Regions from separate parts of the Homo sapiens genome. Here region 1 is linked to region 2. Evidence: read pairs that join two places in POLR2A ChIA-PET (ENCODE). Cell type or tissue: CD4-positive, alpha-beta T cell. All regions are shown on one strand. Links, peaks and the distances in the headings refer to the core of each region. The heading gives the core; the rest is flanking DNA.

What was found. Peaks named below come from ENCODE experiments on the same cell type or tissue, not always from the same donor. Only the 100,000 strongest peaks of a DNase experiment are listed, where the experiment ranks them.
Region 1: POLR2A ChIA-PET joins it to region 2 with 5 read pairs; 12 of 35 experiments call an interaction of 5 or more read pairs at or near these places.

Annotation. Positions count from the first base shown.
Region 1 is chr6:110,736,327-110,741,707 of GRCh38, forward strand. The region is part of intron 2 of CDK19 (cyclin dependent kinase 19); the gene reads right to left. Among named protein-coding and RNA genes, the nearest start is that of CDK19, 76 kb to the right of the region's middle. In CD4-positive, alpha-beta T cell, for the core only: no CTCF peak of the experiment used is centred there; a DNase peak (open chromatin) is centred at 2,845.
Region 2 is chr6:110,803,954-110,809,334 of GRCh38, forward strand. The region is part of intron 1 of CDK19 (cyclin dependent kinase 19); the gene reads right to left. Among named protein-coding and RNA genes, the nearest start is that of CDK19, 8.8 kb to the right of the region's middle. In CD4-positive, alpha-beta T cell, for the core only: no CTCF peak of the experiment used is centred there; no DNase peak of the experiment used is centred there.

The DNA of each region.
Region 1 (5,381 bases), core at 294-5,293, 67 kb before region 2:
GCAAAATTCCATTTCAAAATAAATAAATAAATAAATCTTCATCTCTATTGCTACCTAGCAAATGGGTCCAGGTACTAATAGTAACTTGCCAAAGATGTACAGGATAATAGTGGAATCCAGATACAACCCCAAGTCTATCTGAATCCAAAGTTCAAGTTCTTTCCCACATTACGATCTGAAGCCAAAGGCATATTTAAAAATATATCTTTTTTTAGTTTTATCACTTCAATCTCCTATTTTTAATCTAGAATTACTAAGTTTATGTTAAATTTTATAGTTTGGTATCTTCTATAAGAACACATTTTAAAATGAAATTTATGGTCTTAAGAATAACTTACTTTGACCACAGTGAAAACAAGTTAAGCTATTTTCTTTGCTTAGAGTTTAAATGGGAAAAAGTTATTACCAATAATAATACCAACAACAAAAACCAGCACCATTTACTGCACATTTATATTCAGACTCGGAGCCAAGCCCCTCACATACCAGTATCAGATTTATTTTCAGTCTTTCTTCACTCTGCATTTATATCACTAGCACAACTTTGCTTCAATATTATTCAAGAGAAAAATAAACACTAAAAATAGGGAATTAATGGCCAATTAAATCTAACTGCTTAGAGCAAGAATATTAAATTGATAATTTTTATATTTTTAGGAGAACTAAAATAACTCTACTGATGTACTCAGTAGGGAGGGATACTGACACAGCAGAAAGCCAACTTTTCCATCATAAGCCACCAATTCTTCAAAGAAGGAAAGCATCTGCAGCTACCACAAGAGCCTAAAGGTTGTGCTAACAGCTAACTAGTCTATTCCCTTAGGGTGGCGGAAATGGAAAAGTTTTCAGCTACATCTATGACTTGTGTTACCACACCATCCCATCTTCCCTTACCATAACACACACACAAATACACACACACATCAGAAACTGATGAGCAAAGCTGATATCTTTTTTCAAACTGTTCCTTCTCACAAAAGTGAGTAACACAAAAGTGAGAAGGAACAAAACCCCAGAAACCTGTATGGCCCACCTCTTTTCTATTACTGGCAATAATCGGTGTTTAAATCACCTTCTGACAATACAAAAATATGTCACTTAGTCTTCTCATAGGAAACATAGTAGCTTGAAAAATAGTCCAATAGGTGTATACATACACACACACACACATCTTCCAAGAGTCTCATGACTTAACAGGCATAGTAGAGCAGACAACAGACAGATACACGATAGGACTGGAGGTTCTATTTGCTCGCTGGCTCCTTGTACCTTTTCAGGTCTTAAAAGGAAATAAAAAATGCTACAGTGTAGTTCCTCCCTAGGCACTGACCTTGTATTAGTTTCCCAGAATCCTCCTAAAATAATAGCAAACTCCAATCCCAAACTCTTACAAGATTTCATTTTTAAGTATAGGAGTTGGCAGAAAGTCTTTATTTTGCCAAGGAAGCTAAATATATATTTGAGAAAAATATTAACTATCACCATATATTGCAAGGAAAAAAAACCCACATTTTTCATAAGGAAATATCCATGCTGAGTCTTCAACTCCAAAAGTAAAATTTTTGTTTGTTTTTAAGGAAAACACAAGGATCACACCAAAGAACAGATCTTGCTCAAGGGAAATTTCACATTTACTTAGTTCTATTCTCTTAACACCATACCAAATTTTAAAGAAAATAACTGTTACAGAACATCATGTTAAAAGTCTGAAAAAAAAATTCTTTTTCTACTTTGAGTGTTTTTTACAAAAATCTCAGTACTAAACTTTGATTTTGTCCCTTTCACAGAAAAGGTAAAATACTTGATTCACACATCTATTTCCACTAATCTATACTTTCATAAAGTTGCACGCATATTTAAAAAGAAAAAGAAACTTGCACTCAGTGTAAAACATAAAAACAAGCCAGGTGTGGTGGCTCATGTCTGTAATCACAGCACTTTGGAAGGCCAAGGTGACCAGATCACTTGAGGTCAGGAGTTCGAGACCAGCCTGGCCAACACGGTGAAACCCCATCTCTGCTAAAAATACAAAAAAAAAAAAAAATTAGCCAGGGATGGTGGCACATGCTTGTAATCCCAGCTACTCAGGAGACTGAGGCAGGAAAATCACTTGAACCTGGGAGGCGGAGGTTGCAGTGAGCCGAGATCGCGCCACTGCACTCCAGCCTGGGTGACAGAGCAAGACTCTGTCTCAAAAATAAATAAATAAACAACCAAACAAAATATAAAAACAACTGAGATAATGTAATTAAATAATCTTAATAAAACTAAATAGATATTTCTCACTATACATATAATTTAATAAAATAATTTTAAGCTTGGTAGAAATTAAATTAAAAAGAATTAGAGCCTTGGCTTATAGACATTTTAGAGTTTTTCTCAGAGGAATCCTCAGCAAACATACATTCTATCAATTCCACTTCATAAATTTAAAAAAGCAAAGGTTTATTCCTTTATGCCAAGAGGAAAGTTCCAAGGATTCCACTGAAGTTTACAAAGCAGCCTGCTACACCACCATGGTGGCAAGAGAGGAAAAGAAAGAAAGAAGGAAAAGTGCTGCTCCACTCCACCCTGCCTGCTGGGCACTATGTGGAAGAACTGCAAGTGACAGCCCCTTTCAGCTGATCCTGCCTCTCACCACAGAAACATCAATGCTGGGATATTGATGGATATATACACTGAGAAAGAACTGAGCAGAGGTGAATGAGGAAGTGGAGTTAATCAGCAACCCAAGCCAGACTGCTGCTGCCAGCAGTCTGAAGAAGTCAGTATTTCCCTATTTCTCTTCCCTCCTCAATAAACTGAATGTTTATGCCCCTTGCCCTCCCAAATTCGTATGTTGAAATCCTAAACCCTAACCAAAGTGATGATATTAGGACATGAGGCCTCTGGGAGGTGACTAGGTCACGAGGACAGAGCCCTCATGAATGGAATTAGTTCCCTTATGTAAGAGAGCCGAGAGAAATGGTTGGCTTTCCACCATGTGGAGACACAGGGAGAAGACAGCCGTCCATCTGTGAACTAGGAAGTGGACCCTTACCAGACACTGAATGGGCCAGACACTGAATGGGCCTTGATCCTGGACTTCCCAGCCTCCAGAATTGTTAGAAATAGGTGTTTATAAGCCACCAAGTCTATGGTATTTTGTTATGACAGCCCAAACAGACTAAGACACCTCCTCAACCTATGCCCTTCACCCTACTTCCCCCTAATTTTCCCTTCAGCCACTCTTCACTTCATTTGGAAATATCTCGATGTTGTTAGAAGTACTCAGGAGTAATAATATTTTATTGTATTTTATATATATACATTTTTTTTTTTGAGATGGGGTTCTCACTCTGTCACCCAGGCTGGAGTGTAGTGGTGCAATCGTAACTCACTGTAACCTCTAACTCCTGGACTCAAGCAATCCTCCCACCTCAGCCTCCCAGGTAGCTAGGACTACAGGTGAGTGCCACTATGCCCAGCTAATTATTATTATTATTATTATTATTATAGAGACAGGGTCTCACAATATTGTCCAGGCTGATCTCAAACTCTTGGCCTCAAGCAATCATCCCACCTCAGTCTCCCAAAGTGCTGGGATTACAGGTGGGGGCCACCACACCTAGACTCAAGGGTAATAATCTTATAATCTTTATATCCTACAAAACTAGAATGATTAATAAATTTGAAATTTATATTTGTATTATTCCAGATTAAATTATATTTCATGAAAATTAATGGACTCTCTGCTCTTGTGGGGGGAAAAATTCTCTGTATTTTTGCAAAGAAAAAAGTCTAGAAGAATATACAAAAAAAAAATGATTACTTTTGAGTGTTGACATAACAGGTACTTTTACCAGCCTTTTTCTATATTGTCTGCTAATTTTACGACAAACATATTTTAATCTCATAATCGCAAAACAAATTAATGGTTGAATTAATAGCATTTACCACGTTTTCAACCTACCAACCTTAAGATCACAGAGGCCACAAATGTAATAGACTTCATATTAGAACTTCCCTGTAATCCCAGGCTAAAAATGCTGACGTTCACATGATCCTGGTATTTTAATCACCCAGAATTACTTCCTGTTGTGGCATAATGTAAAGTGTAAAGCACTGTACAAAGGTATGAGGTTATAATTAGCCTTTGGTCAATAAGGTTCAAATGAAATTAAAACGTGACATGACATTCTTTTTTAGTGAGACGAGGTAATAACACATTTCATTCTTAAACGTTTTTCCTTTCTGTAAACTTGTACTTCTTCCAAGTTTATTCCATGATTACAAGCTCTTTAACTTATTTTCCCAGCATCCCACTATATCCTCAACAGTTATTCTGCAATCATAGTCCCAAGTTTTAAAGTAATGAGTGAAATGTTCATTCCTAATTATTTCCGCCTTAAAATCCTCTCAGCTATGTGTGCCTATATGAACTACAAAATACTAGGCATTAGGTAATATAATGGTATGTAGAAGGAAGATGACAGAGAACAAGCCCTATCTACTCTTTATGGTGTTGCCTCCATTCTCCCCAATCTATCAGTCCCTCTTAGCCTCTCTGACTCTCAATTCCCTTATATACTCTGTCCTTCCACCACCAGGAAAACTAAACAAATAATAACTAAAATGAAAATTTCACCAGAGGGGCTCAACAGCAGAAGAAAGAATCAGAAAACTTAAAGACAGACAATTAAGAGTATCCAGTCTGACCAACAAAAAGAATGATGAAAAATGAACAGAGCCTTGGAGAGAGATCCATGGGACACCATGAAGCCTATAAACATATGTATAATGAGAGCTGCAATAAGAGAAGAGAGAAAGGAAAGGAAAGAAAGATTATGTGAAGAAATGATGACTGTGGTGGGGTGCAGCGGTTCATACATGTAATCCTAGCACTTTGAGAGGATGAGGCAGGAGGATCACTTGAGCTTAGGAGTTTGAGATCAGCCTGGACAACATAGTGAGACCTCATCTTTACAAAAAATTAAAAAAAAAAAATTAGCTGAGCATGGTGGTGCATACCTGCAGTCCCAGCTACTTGGGTGGCTGAGGTGGTAAAATTGCTTAAACCCAGCAGGTCAAGGCTGCAGCGAGCATGATTATGCCACTGCACTCCAGCCTGGGCAACAGAGTGAGATCCTGTCTCAAACAAAATAAAATAAAATAAATTAAAAAAAAAAAGAAATGATGGCTGAAAACTTTTCAAATTTGATGAAAAACATTAATCTACACATCCAAGGAGCTCAACAAACTCCAAGTAAGATAACTCAGAAAGCCGCACCAAGACACATCATAGGCAAACTGTCAAAGCCAAAGACAAAGACAGAATCTTGAAATCAACAAGAGGGAAAAAAAAAACCCTCTTCATATACAAGGGATTCTCAAGATTAACA
Region 2 (5,381 bases), core at 144-5,143:
AGACCCTGTCTCAAGAAAAGAAAGAGAAGAAAGAAAGAAATACAGAACGAAAAGAAAAGAAAAGAGAGAAAGGGACGGAGGGAGGGAGTTTTCCAGAAACCATGGACTTACCTTTCTGTCCAAATTTAAATATCTACAAATATCAGCAAAACACTTTGCCATGAATAGGTTTTGTTCTATAACTACAGAACAAAACAAAGTTAACTGGCCTACTTGGTAAATAAATCCATTCCCTAATCACATTCAGCTTAGTAACTGAGATCATCCATCACAAACCCTCACTGAAAAAAATGTTTTTAAATAGAAAATACACAATAGGTTTAAAGCCTCTATAAGAAGAGTGTATTTTTCCTTTAGCAAGACATATTATAGTTCAAGTTAAAGATTCTTTTTTCTTTTTTATTTTTGAGATGGAGTCTTACTCTGTGGCCCAGGCTGGAGTGCAATGGCGCGATCTCGGCTCACTGAAACCTCTGCCTCCCGGGTTCAAGCGATTCTCCTGCCTCAGACCCCTGAGTAGCTGGGACTACTCAGGGTAGGTGCGTGCCACCACGCTGGGCTAATTTTTGTATTTTTTAGTAGAGACGGGGTTTCACCATATTGGCCAGGCTGGTCTCGAACTGACCTCGTGATCCGCCCACCTCGGCCTCCCAAAGTGCTGGGATAACAGGCGTGAGCCACCACACCCCGCCAAGTTAAAGATATTTTATAAAGACCTGTTGCCGGGCGCGGTGGCTCACACCTGTAATCCCAGCACTTTGGGAGGCCGAGGCGGGCGGATCACGAGGTCAGGAGAACGAGACCATCCTGGCTAACACGGTGAAACCCCGTCGCTACTAAAAATACAAAAAAATTAGCCGGGCGTGGTGGCGAGCGTCTGTAGTCCCAGCCACTCGGGAGACTGAGGCAGTAGAATGGCGTGAACCCAGGAGGCGGAGCTTGCAGTGAGCCGAGATCGCGCCACTGCACTCCAACCTGGGCGACAGAACAAGACTTCGTCTCAAAACAAAAAAAAAAAGACACCTGTTATTTGAGGACTTTACAGGTTTTTATTTCTCTTTGATCACTCACTTCTGGATAAGAACTCAAACCCTCAATAAATAACTACTGCTGCACACTTGTATCCTGAATTACATCCTGTCTTCTCTCGTGAGACTCTCTTTTATCCTGTACAGTGCACATTCAAAACAGCTATTACAGGAAGTGTTGGACTAATCAGCTATTTGTAAATGGACAAAAATCTTTAAATAGCTTTGTCTGCTACTCCTTTATGGTTCTAGATACTACTGGTTTTAAAGAAATTGTCATGCTAGTTGTTCATCTTGTCCCTTTGTTTTAGAATCCCAAAGTACCACTAATATTATATAGTCACAACATTATAACAAGTTGATCTTTAAAAAAACACATTAGTTTTTAAACATCCAAATACTCTAATAGTTTACCACCAAGAAAATTACAAATTGTAATATATTGCTTTAAAATCTTCTATATTGTCATCTAACCCTGCACTATAGAATAATTTTTCAAAACAAATAGATGTCCCTCAGTATACCTAAAGGGTTGGTTCTGGGACCCCTGCATATACCAAAACCCACATATACTCAGGTCCTGCAGTTGGCCCTGGAGAACCCACCTATACAAAAAGTTGGCCCTCATATACGCAGGTTTCACAAATCTGCGTGTAAGTGGACCCACACAGTTCAAACTCCTGCTGTTCAACAGTCAACTGTACACAATTTATAACACCACATATGAACTTATTTGTCTAGCATATTAAGTTCAAAAATGTAGGACACTATATTTTATATACTTTAAAAAATAAAAATACTTAATTCATCAACACTGACATAGATTGCATTAAAAACCTTTCCATGGATCTACTCTTCCTATGTAAAACTCAGAGACATGCCTTTTCCATGCTCCTAAAACAGTAGCCATGAGAAAGTAGCTTAAGCCCAGGAGGCAGAGGTACAGTGAGCCAAGATCGTGCCACTGCACCCCAGCCTGGATAACACTTCTCAAAAAAAAAAAAAAAAAGTAAGTAACTTGTACTTCCTTTAACAAATGATTTATAGCTCATTTTTATGTGTTAATTATCACTGTCAGCTGGGTGCAGTGGCTGACGCTTGTAATCCCAGCACTTTGGGAGGCCGAGGTGGGCAGATCACCTGAGGTCAAGAGTTTGAGACCAGCCCGGCCAACATGATGAAACCCCGTTTCTACTAAAAAATACAAAATTAGCTAGGCATGGTGGCGCATTCCTGTAATCCCAGCTACTTGGGAGGCTGAGGCAGGAGAATCGCTTAAACCCGGGAGGCAGAGGTTGCGGTGAGCCAAGATCGTGCCATCACACAACAGCCTGGGCAAGAAGAGCGAAACTCCATCTCAAAAAAAAAAAAAAATTATTATTGTCTTAACATTTCACTTCCTTATTCTTAGCCAACCCCCCCATCTCCAGTCTTCAGATATTTCTATCTTATACATCACCATATTAGTAAACCATTCCAAGCCATTACTTCCAAAGGTAAACAGCTTCTAGGACTTTAACTTACAGACACATTAATAGGTACAAAATGCTGTGCTTACTAGGATATTCACTTCAGTGTTAGTACTAGCAAGACTGGAGACAGCCAATGATGTAAGTCAATACAATGAGATACAACAAAACTATTAAGAGAAACAAGGCATCTCTGTATATAGATATGTCATAATGTTTAAGCAATGTTTAAGATTTAAAATATGGGCCAAGCACTGTGGCTCACGCCTGTAATCCCAGCACTTTGGGAGGCTGAGGCAGATGGATCACTTGAGGTCAGGAGTTCGAGACCAGCCTGGCCAACATGGTGAACACTGTCTCTACTAAAAATACAAAAAATTAGCCAGGTATAGTGGTATATGCCTGTGGTCCCCGCTACTCAGGAGGCTGAGGCAGGAAAATTGCTTGAACCTGGGAGGTGGTGGTTGCAGTGAGCCAAGATCTTCCCACTGCACTCCAGCCTGGGTGACAGAGAAAGACTCCGTCTCAATAAATAAATTAAATAAATAAAAATAAAAATAAAAATAGGGCCAAGCATGATGGCTTATGCCTGTAACCCCAGCACTTTGGGAGGTCAAGGTAGGAGGATTACTTGAGGCCAGGAGTTCAAGACCAGACTGAGAGACATAGCAAGACCTCATCTCTACAAATAATTTAAAAAAAAAAAAAAAAGCTGGGCATGGCCCACATCTGTAGTCCCAGTTACTCAGGAGGCTGAGGTGAAACAATCGCTTGAGCCCAAGAGACAGACTTGCTTGAGCCCAGGCAGCCAAAGCTGCAGTGAGCCATGATCTAAAAATAGAAAAGTGTGCAGCACACTAGCATGTCATATTTAATGACATCTTTAAGTTAACACACATGCACATACCCCAAAAGAAAATCCTCTTAAAGGACAACCAAGAATGACTGCCCCTAAAAAAGGGAAAGAATGGCTGGGAAAGGGATGACTTACGTTACACTGGTGGTTTTTTGTTATTTTTGTTTTATTGAAACAGAGTCTCACTCTGTCACCCAGGCTGGAGTGCAGTGGTGCAATATTAGCTCACTGCAGCTTCCACCTCCCAGGTTCAAGCAATTATTGTGCCTTAGCCTCCCGAGTAGCTGGGATTACAGGTGTGTACTACCACGCCCGGCTAATTTTTTGTATTTTTAGTAGAGACGGAGTTTTCGCTGTTGGCAAGGCTGGCCTTGATCTCCTTGCCTCAAGTGATCTGCCCACCTCGGCCTCCCCAAAGAGCTGGGATTATAGGCATAAGCCACCGCGCCCAGCCACATTGTATATTTTTACGCACATATACTATTTACAAACTTTTTTTTATAATACCTTTTTTTTTTTTTAAGAGAGTCTCGTTCTGCTGCCCATGCTGAAGTGCAATGGCATCATCATAGCTCACTATAGCCTCAAACTCCTGGGCTCAAGCAATCCTCCCACCTCATCCGGCCATAAAATACTTTTTTGAAAAAGTAGTTAAATATCCTTGATTCCATTCATAAATTGATAGTTCTTCAAGTATTGGTTTGCTTTATCAAGCTATTTCAGCCTTAATATTTCTCCTGTAACTTGAAAAAAGACATAACAGTTTTCCTATTTATCCACACCCTGATTTAAACATTTTTATTGAAAGGTCACTTGATGGATCAGAGAATTATTTGTTGCTAAGCCACTCATCCAAAGACTCTAAACCTACACAGTCCAATGTGATAGCTACTAATTAGTTTCTAATCACACTAACTACATTCCAGTAATCGATACCTATGTGTGGCGTGTGGCTTGTGGCTAGCATATTGGACAGCACAGATGCTAAACATTTTCAGATCACTGCAGAAAGTTCTATTGGACATCACTGCTCTACACCAGGAGTCAACAAACTATAGCCTGCAGACTAAATTCAGCCAACTGCTTATTTGTATAAATAAAGGTCTACTGGAACACAGCCATCCTTATCCATACTGGTTTACGTATTATCTGTCGATGCTTTGGCACTACAATAGAGTTGAGTAATTGCACCAGAGACAGTAAAGCCCAAAAGGCCTAAAATATTTAGTATCTGCCAGAAAAAGTTTGCTGATCACTGCTCTAGATTATCAAATTTCATTGAAAAAGAACACATTAATTTCCCTTAGGCCTCAAAAAGTTTTTGAAGGCTTGCATTACAAAAATGACAAACCAGTTAAACATAAACAGATGTCTACTTCATTTACTAAGTGTTAAAGATACTTAATTTTTTACCATAAACCCATAAAACCAAAATTTGTCCTAAAATGTATTTAAATACTGGTATTTTCTAAGCATCTCTATAAAATAGCTAGTAAAAGCACAGAAGACAGATTACTAGTCTAGCAATTCTAAAAGAGCTGGCCTAAGAGAAAATATTTATTTCTCAAAAATATGCCTATTTTCCTTAGCAATATCTAATATCTGTTCAAAGAAATGGGGCCAGGCGTGGTGGCTCACACTTGTAATCCCGGCACTTTGGGAGGCCGAGGCAAGTGGATCATGAGGTCAGGAGATTTAGACCATCCTGGCTAACACGGGGAAACCCCATCTCTACTAAAAATACAAAAAAAAAAAAAAATTAGCCGGGCATGGTGGTGGGCGCCTGTAGTCCCAGCTACTCGGGAGGCTGAGGCAGGAGAATGGCATGAACCCAGGAGGCGCAGCTTGCAGTGAGCCGAGACTGCGCCACTGCACTCCAGCCTGGGAGACAGCGAGACTCCATCTCAAAAAAAAAAAAAAGAAATGGGCCAGGCACAGTGACTCATGTCTGTAATCCCAGCACTTTGGGAGGCTGAAGCAGAAGGATCACTGGAGCCCAGGAGTTCGAGACCAGCCTGGGCAACACAG